Linked DNA regions of Homo sapiens: all the other regions are linked to region 3. A link is an interaction called in ENCODE POLR2A ChIA-PET data of the cell type or tissue named here. Cell type or tissue: PC-9. All regions are shown on one strand. Region 1 has its middle 17 kb from the start of KAT5. Region 2 has its middle 9.0 kb from the start of MIR612. Region 3 overlaps MALAT1 (metastasis associated lung adenocarcinoma transcript 1).

Evidence for each region. ChIA-PET counts read pairs that join two places held together with the same protein. Peaks named below come from ENCODE experiments on the same cell type or tissue, not always from the same donor. Only the 100,000 strongest peaks of a DNase experiment are listed, where the experiment ranks them.
Region 1: POLR2A ChIA-PET joins it to region 3 with 23 read pairs; 5 of 35 experiments call an interaction of 5 or more read pairs at or near these places.
Region 2: POLR2A ChIA-PET joins it to region 3 with 11 read pairs; 34 of 35 experiments call an interaction of 5 or more read pairs at or near these places.

Annotation. Positions count from the first base shown.
Region 1 is chr11:65,693,678-65,696,177 of GRCh38, reverse strand. It overlaps the pseudogene RN7SL309P. Among named protein-coding and RNA genes, the nearest start is that of KAT5, 17 kb to the left of the region's middle. In PC-9, no CTCF peak of the experiment used is centred here; no DNase peak of the experiment used is centred here.
Region 2 is chr11:65,452,225-65,454,724 of GRCh38, reverse strand. No RefSeq gene overlaps it. Among named protein-coding and RNA genes, the nearest start is that of MIR612, 9.0 kb to the right of the region's middle. RefSeq lists an enhancer at 1-24. In PC-9, no CTCF peak of the experiment used is centred here; a DNase peak (open chromatin) is centred at 1,374; H3K4me3 peaks cover 160 bases; H3K27ac peaks cover 1,805 bases.
Region 3 is chr11:65,506,200-65,508,699 of GRCh38, reverse strand. It overlaps MALAT1 (metastasis associated lung adenocarcinoma transcript 1), which reads right to left. Exons shown (of 1, transcript NR_002819.5): 1 at 2,184-2,500. It also overlaps TALAM1. Among named protein-coding and RNA genes, the nearest start is that of MALAT1, 8.4 kb to the right of the region's middle. RefSeq lists enhancers at 839-908, 625-1,306, 1,019-1,328, 1,829-1,928. In PC-9, no CTCF peak of the experiment used is centred here; DNase peaks (open chromatin) are centred at 159 and 999; H3K4me3 peaks cover 1,956 bases; H3K27ac peaks cover 2,500 bases.

The DNA.
Region 1 (2,500 bases), 190 kb before region 3:
CCCAGCTGGTCTCAAACTCCTGACCTGAAGCAATCCTACCGCTGCGACCTCCAAAGTGCTGGGATTATAGGCATCACCCACTGCACTCAGCCTCAAACAATAGCCTATTATTTAGAGCAACATCTATTTTAGATCAACATCTGGCACACAGCCTAGACTCAATAAACATTGGCTATTGTTACTGTGCTGGAGATGGGCCAGAGGGGGCTGGTTCCTAGGGCCCAGTGAACCAGGACGGACCACATGTAAAGTAAACAAACTGGTTGGCAGACAGAAAGGTGTGTGAGTGCTTCTTTAGATACCCAAAGTGCACTTTTCTAGTATGATATAATTTTTTTTAAGAGACAGGGTCTTGCTATGTTGCTCAGGCTGGAGTACTGCGGCTGCTCACAGGCACGATCCCACTACTGATCAGCTCAGGAGTTTGGACCCACTCCTTTCCGACTTGGACAGGTTCACCCCTCTTAGGCAACGTGGTGGTCCTGCTCCCAGAAGGTCACCCTATTGAAGCTGAACTTGGTGCAGACACCCAATGGGCATAGTGCACTGTAGCCTAGAACTCCAGGGCTGAAGCGAGCCTCCCGCCTCAGGCTTCCCAGTAGCTAGAACTGTAGACGTTTGCCACCATGGGGGTGTGCCCGGCAATTTCATACAATTTGGATTCATATACTTCCAAATAATCATGGGGAGTGGAGAGCAATATCCAGAGATGCAAAAGGTGGTATTTTTAAAAGAGCTGCAGAAACAGATATTAAATCCATAACTGGTACCGATGTTTCTCATTTGTGTTAAATACAAAATGACAGATATCTTGATTCCAAGTCGCTTATGCACACAGAAAGGCTTCAGGCCTAGTTTCTTCCCTCTTAGAACAAACATCTCCAACAAAAAAAGCTATCTGGGGCTGGGCACAGTGGCTCATGCCTGTAATCCCAGCACTTTGGGAGGCTGAGGCGGGCAGATCACTTGAGGTTAGGAGGTCCAGACCAGCCTGGCCAACATGGTGAAACCCCATCTCTACTAAAAATACAAAAATGAGCCAGGCTTGGTGGCAGGCGCCTGTAACCCCAGCTACTAGGGTGGCTGAGGCAAGAGAATCGCATGAACCCAGGAGGCGGAGGTGTCAGTGAGCCAAGATCACACCACTGCACTCCAGCCTGGGCAACAGAGCAAGACTCTGTCTCAAAAAAAAAAAAAAAAAAAAAAAAAGAAGCTCTCTAGATTGTGCTACTGACAATATTTACATTGTTTTATTAACCTAAACTCTGTGTTAAACTGGATCATTTGTGGAAATAGTAAGTACATCAATAATGACAATAAACTTTCAGGGTTTTTTATTATTTTATTTTTTGAGACGGTCTAATTCTGTCACCTAGGCTGGGGTGCAGTGGCACAATCACAGCTCTCTGGAGCCCCAACTTCCCAGGCTCAAGTGATTCTCCCACCTCAGCCTCCTGAGTAGCTGGGATTACAGCTGCGTGCCACCAAGCCTGCCTCAGTCTCCCAAAAAAGTGCTGTGATTTTAACCAAGTATTCCCATTTTTCTTAGAAAAAGAGAATAAGTTACTATTATTTTTTTCTTTTCTCTTCTTTTCTCTTTTCTCCATTTCTCCTATTCGCCACTTCCTAATTAACCAATGCAATTATAACCTTTCAGCTCCCCTTCACCAGACACTCCCCACAGGACAAGTTCATCTAACCATGTGCTTAGAGGCTCCAGGGCAGAACGCTCTCCCACCAAGCGACTGTCTCAGAGATAACAGTCCATTTGCAACCCAAAGTATGCCCACTATGAAACTCTCTCCCACTAGGAGGTTGCCTCCAGAGACAACAGTCCATCTACGACCTCAAGTATGCCCACTACAAGACTGTCTCCCACCTGGAAAGTCTTTGGCCACTTTTACAACCCATGAAGATGCCAGCAGTTACCAACGTGACTGCCCAGTAGATAAGGCACCAAAGGGAGTCAGCAGATCCCGCACCTGCTTGCTTCCTCTCCCACATTAAAAGAGCCCGCTTTCTGCTCCAAAGCCAAAGTACTGCCCTTAAGGCAGGAAGCCTGTACTTCTTCCCCTAAGTTAGCTTTGGAATAAAAAGTCTCTTTCTTTATACCAGACCTTACTCTCATTAACTGGACTCTGCAAGCAGCAAGCAACTGAACCTGCATTTCAGTTACAATTTTGGTGACCCATATGGGGAAGTGCTGCCCGCCCTAGGTGAGTCTGAGCTGGATAGCCTAGTTATGCTCCTGGGTGAGGCATGGGGTCACCTGTGAGTGCCAGCCGCTCATAGCTAGCGACAGGAACATCATGGAACTTCCCGGCAGCTGCCAAAAATGCTTTTGTTTTTGGAAGAGTCTTCCTTTCACCTCCCAGCATGACATCTGCCACCTTCAGTGTTTCACTGGTACAAAGCAAGTGACCTCTGAAGAAGACAGCAAACTTTGGAACTGGGTGAGTTATTTGGAGTGCATCTGACCACCCTCTACCTCTTTTGCAGT
Region 2 (2,500 bases), 54 kb after region 3:
AAGAGAAATGCTAGAAGATTCTTAAGGCAGAATAGTTACATCATTTATTGTAGGAAAAAATCTAGGTCTGAAGCCCAAATCAGAATTTGCCCTTTCTGAGCCTAACTTTTCAATTCTGTAATGCTGGGTAAAAATAATTATTGACTTGAAAGATTTCGAGAAATGTATGGACTGTCACATAACACAGTGATGAGTGTGTCTGCAGAAAGCCAAAACGGGAAAGCTGGGAAAACACTGTCCCGGAGACGCTCCCCACCACGCCCCCCGGGAGCCTTGCTCTGTTGCCCAGAGCAAGACTCTGGGCTGGAGTGTGGTGGTGTGATCTTGGCTCACTGCAACCTCCGCCTCCCAGGTTCCAGTGATTCTCCTGCCTCAGCCTCCCGAGACGCTGGGATTACAGGCTCACGCCACTATGCCTGGCTAATTTTTGTATTTTTAGTAGAGACAAGCTTTTGCCATGTTAGCCAGGCTGGTCTCGAACTCCTGACCTCGTGATCCGCCCACCTCGGCCTCCCAAAGTGCTGGAATTACAGGCATGAACCACCGCACCCAGCCCCAGAGAGGCTTTTTAACCCAGCCTGGAGTGCAATGGCACAATATCAGCTCACTGCAACCTCTGCCTCCTGGGCTCAAGCGATCCTCTCACCTCAACCTCCCAAGTAGTTGGGACTATAGGCATGCGCCACCACTCCTGGCTAGTGTGTGTGTGTGTATTTTTTGTAGAGATGCGGTTTTGCCACGTTGCCCAGGCTGGTCTCCAACTCCTAGATTCAAGCGATCCAACCTCCTTGGCCTCCCAAAGTGCCAGGATTACAAGCAGGAACTACTGCGCCTGGTCAAGACAGACTTTTTTTTTTTTTTTTTTTTTTAGACAGAGTCTCACTCTGTGGTCCAGGCTGGAGTGCAGTGGCATGATCTTGGCTCACTGCAACCTCCGCTTCCTGGGTTCAAGCGATTCTCCTGCCTCAACCTCCTGAGTAGCTGGAATTACAGGTGCATGCCACCACGCCCGGCTAATTTTTGAATTTTTAGTAGAGACGGGTTTCACCATGTTGGCCAGGCTGGTCTCGAACTCCTGACCTCAAGTGATTCACCCACCTCAGCCTTCCAAAGGATTGGGATTACAGGCATGAGCCACCGCACCCACCCAGCAGACTTTTAAATATTGTTAATAGTTCAGATTTTGGAGCCAGACTGAAATTAAGTCCCTGCGCTATAGTTTGTAATCCATATGACTTTGAACAAGTTACATAATCTTTTTTTTTTTTTTAAATCTCACCAACCAGAAGCAGCAAGTTACACAATCTTGAATCAGTTTTCTTTTCTGAGAATGGAAATAGAACTTACTCATTGTTATGATAATATATTTCAAAAGCATCTAGAAGAGTGACACGGAGTAAGCAAGTCACAATGTTGAGTCAGACTTGGGATCCAAAAGTTTTTCAGGATTGTTCAAATGCATCTCCTCCCTGGAGCCAGGAAGATTGGAGAAGCTGGTGCATCAGAGCCCCACCCTTCTTCCGGCCTTGTATCCAGCTAGTCTCCTGGGCTCTTAGCAAACTGAACCCAGGGCTTTTCCACTTCCAGGCCTTTCTTTGACCTGTTGCTTCTGCTTGGCCCCTACCTGGAGTACTGTTTTTCTTTCACCTGTTGAGAGTCTGCCCATTCTTGGAGACAAAGGGCCCTACTTCCGGCGTCTACCACAGGCCTGCATATGCTTGTGCTGAGGTATCTCACCACAGATCCTGCTTCCACCAGTCGGACGCAGCGGACCATGGGGTGTAGGGGTGGGGCTCTTCCATAAAGAATGAAATCACGTCCTTTGCAGCAAGTGGATGCAGCTGGAGTTCATTATCCTGAGTTAATGCAGAAACAAACTCAAATACCACATGTTCTCACTTATATAGTAAGTGGGAGCTAAACAATAGGTATACATGGCCATAAAGATGGAAATGACAGACACTGTGGACTCCAAGAGTGGGAACAGAGCGGGAGGGGCAAGGGTTGAAAAACTACATATTGGGTACCATGTTCACTATTTGGGTGCTGGGTTCACCAGAAGCCAAAACCCCAGCATTATGCAATATATCTGTAAAACAAACCTGCACATGGACCCCCTGAATCTATAATGAAAAAAAAAGAAAAAGGCTGGGGAGGGTGTCTCACACCTGTAATCCCAGCACTTTGGGAGGCTGAGGATGGAGGATCACTTGAGCCCAGGAGTTCAAGATCAGCCTGGGTCATGTAGTGAGACTCCATCTCTATTTTTTTTTTTTATTGATCATTCTTGGGTGTTTCTCGCAGAGGGGGATTTGGCAGGGTCATAGGACACTAGTGGAGGGAAGGTCAGCAGACAAACAAGTGAACAAAGGTCTCTGGTTTTCCTAGGCAGAGTGTTTGTGTCCTTGGGTACTTGAGATTAGGGAGCGGTGATGACTCTTAACGAGCATGCTGCCTTCAAGCATCTGTTTAACAAAGCACATCTTGCACCGCCCTTAAT
Region 3 (2,500 bases):
AGAGGGTGGAAATGACTTCCGGCCTACTTTTCTGCCTCCTCCTGTTGCTGTGATCAGTGTCTGATCTTTACATTTTTCAATCCTGGAGAACTTCCTCAACTCCAGGAACTACGTAGCCCCTGGCGAATGCCCAGCTCCTACTCTTTTTTTTTTTTTTTTTTTTTTTAAGACGGAGTCTCGCTCTGTCGCCCAGGCTGGAGTGCAGTGGCCCGATCTCACCTCACGGCAAGCTCCGCCTCCCAGGTTCACGCCATTCTCCTGCCTCAGCCTCACGAGTAGCTAGGACTACAGGCGCCCTCCACCACGCCCAGCAAATTGTGTGTGTGTGTGTGTGTGTGTGTGTGTGTGTGTGTGTGTGTGTAGTAGAGACGGGGTTTCACCGTGTTAGCCAGGATGGTTTCAATCTCCTGACTTCGTGATCCGCCCGCCTCGGCCTCCCAAAGTGCTGGGATTACAGGCTTGAGCCACCGTGCCCAGCCTTTCTTCTTCTTTTTTTTTTTTTTTTGAGACAGTTTCGCTCTTGTTGCCCAGGCTGGAGTGCAGTGGCGCAATCTCAGCTCACTGCAACCTCCGCCTCCCGGGTCCAAGCGATTCTCCTACCTCAGCCTCTCGAATAGCTGGGGTTACAGACATACGCCACCACGCCCGGCTAATTTTGTATTTTTAGTAGAGATGGGGTTTCTCCATGTTGGTCAGGCTGGTCTCGAACTCCTGACCTCAGGTGATCTGCCCACCTCGGCCTCCCAAAGTCCTGGGATTATAGGCGTGAGCCACTGTGCGTGGCCCCCAATTCCTACTCGTACTCCTTTGCTCTCCAGTAAAGTATTTGTGCTTCCACAGAACCTTCTGCTTTGGAAAAACAGAGACCTTTCTCCATACGAAACTGACTGGGCATCAATTCAGAAGACACTTAAGCAACTTAGGAGAGCACCTAGCTCAGCTTCTTTCATAACCAGCGAGACAGATACCCCATCCCCCATTAGATCACTTCAAGGGAAGAGAAAGCTCCTGTGGCCAAGGCCTATACAGGCTGGGTAGGTTGGGGGTTGGTGTGCTGCTGACCTGCCGGGCCATTGCTTCATCTATCAGAACATTCTAGACATTGAAGAAACAGCAACATAGGGGTTGAAGTGTTGACTGACTAGGATTCAAACCTCAGCTCTGCTGCGTTGTCAAAAGGGGCCCAATCAGAGTCTACCTCTCCATTTGCAAAATGTAATACCATTAAAAAAAAAAAAAAAGGTAGTTCTGCTTCTGAGGCCCCTCCATTAGGCTAAGGGTGTGGCCAGTCACAGGTTCCCCAGGCTGGAAGATTCTTCAGACGTGGGTCCCTCTCTCTGGTAGGTCTGGGTTTACTAGAATGCATCTCAAACTCCAATAAGCAAGGTCTGACTTTTCAGGGAGATCTTAAGGGTAAGGAGGGCCAGGGAGGGTATTTCACCTGAGATCCCAGCCAGTCCTTCCAACAGCCAGATGCTGCTACTAATCCCACAGCACGTTCAAAGGGACAAAAGGGGACCAGTGACAACTGATTAAAGGAAAATGTGATCCTGAGTGACCCAGGACCTTGGGACTCTGAGGGGGAACCAAAGAGCTTAACTGGTTTAAAAACTTAAAAGGATCGGCCAGGCTTGGTGGCTCACACCTGTAATCCCAGCACTTTCAGAGGCCCAGGCGGGTGGATCACACGAGGTCAGGAGTTTGAGACCAGCCTGGCCAATATGGTAAAACCACGTCTCTAACTGAAAATACAAAAATTAGCCAGGCGTGGTGGTGTGCACCTGTAGTCCCAGCTACAGGGAGGGTGAAGCAGGACAACCACTTGGACCCCAGAAGTGGAGGTTGCAGTTTGCAGAGATCATGCCACTACACTCCAGCCTGGGGGACAAAGTGAGACTGTCTCAAAAAAACAAAAAAGAGAGCTTTCCAATGACACACACACCCCGCCCCATTTCTCCCCCAGCCCAGCTCACAGCCAATTACTAAATAGTGGAAAGGAGGCTACTTAAAAAGAAGTTCCCTATTTTCCTGTGGGGGTTACTGGGCTTTTTAGTAGGCCACTCACCCACTACCCTCGCACCAATCCCCCAAAGTCCGTACCCTACTTGAAGATTATGCTGTAATTATGGGTGCTGTGTTTATAGACCACAGATTTAACAGAACAAGCCCACAGAACACCCATCTTTTTTCCCCAATCAAGATTTTTTTATTCACAAAAGAACCACAACAATTTAGAGCTTCTCCATTTTTATTACACAAAATTGTTAAGTTTTCAGCAGTAGGGCTTCTCAAAACACCAGCTGCAGGCTATTACCTGAAAAAGACAAGGCAGTTATATTAGGTTCTCGTGTAAATATGAATATACAATCAAGTCAAGCTCCTGACAAATTATACATCAAGGATGTATATAGTTCAAAGATATTGTGCTGTTACCTCCCACCTCCCCAAAACTCCAAGAACTAGCACCTGCAGAGAAAAGGAGAAATACAGAAAGAGTCCT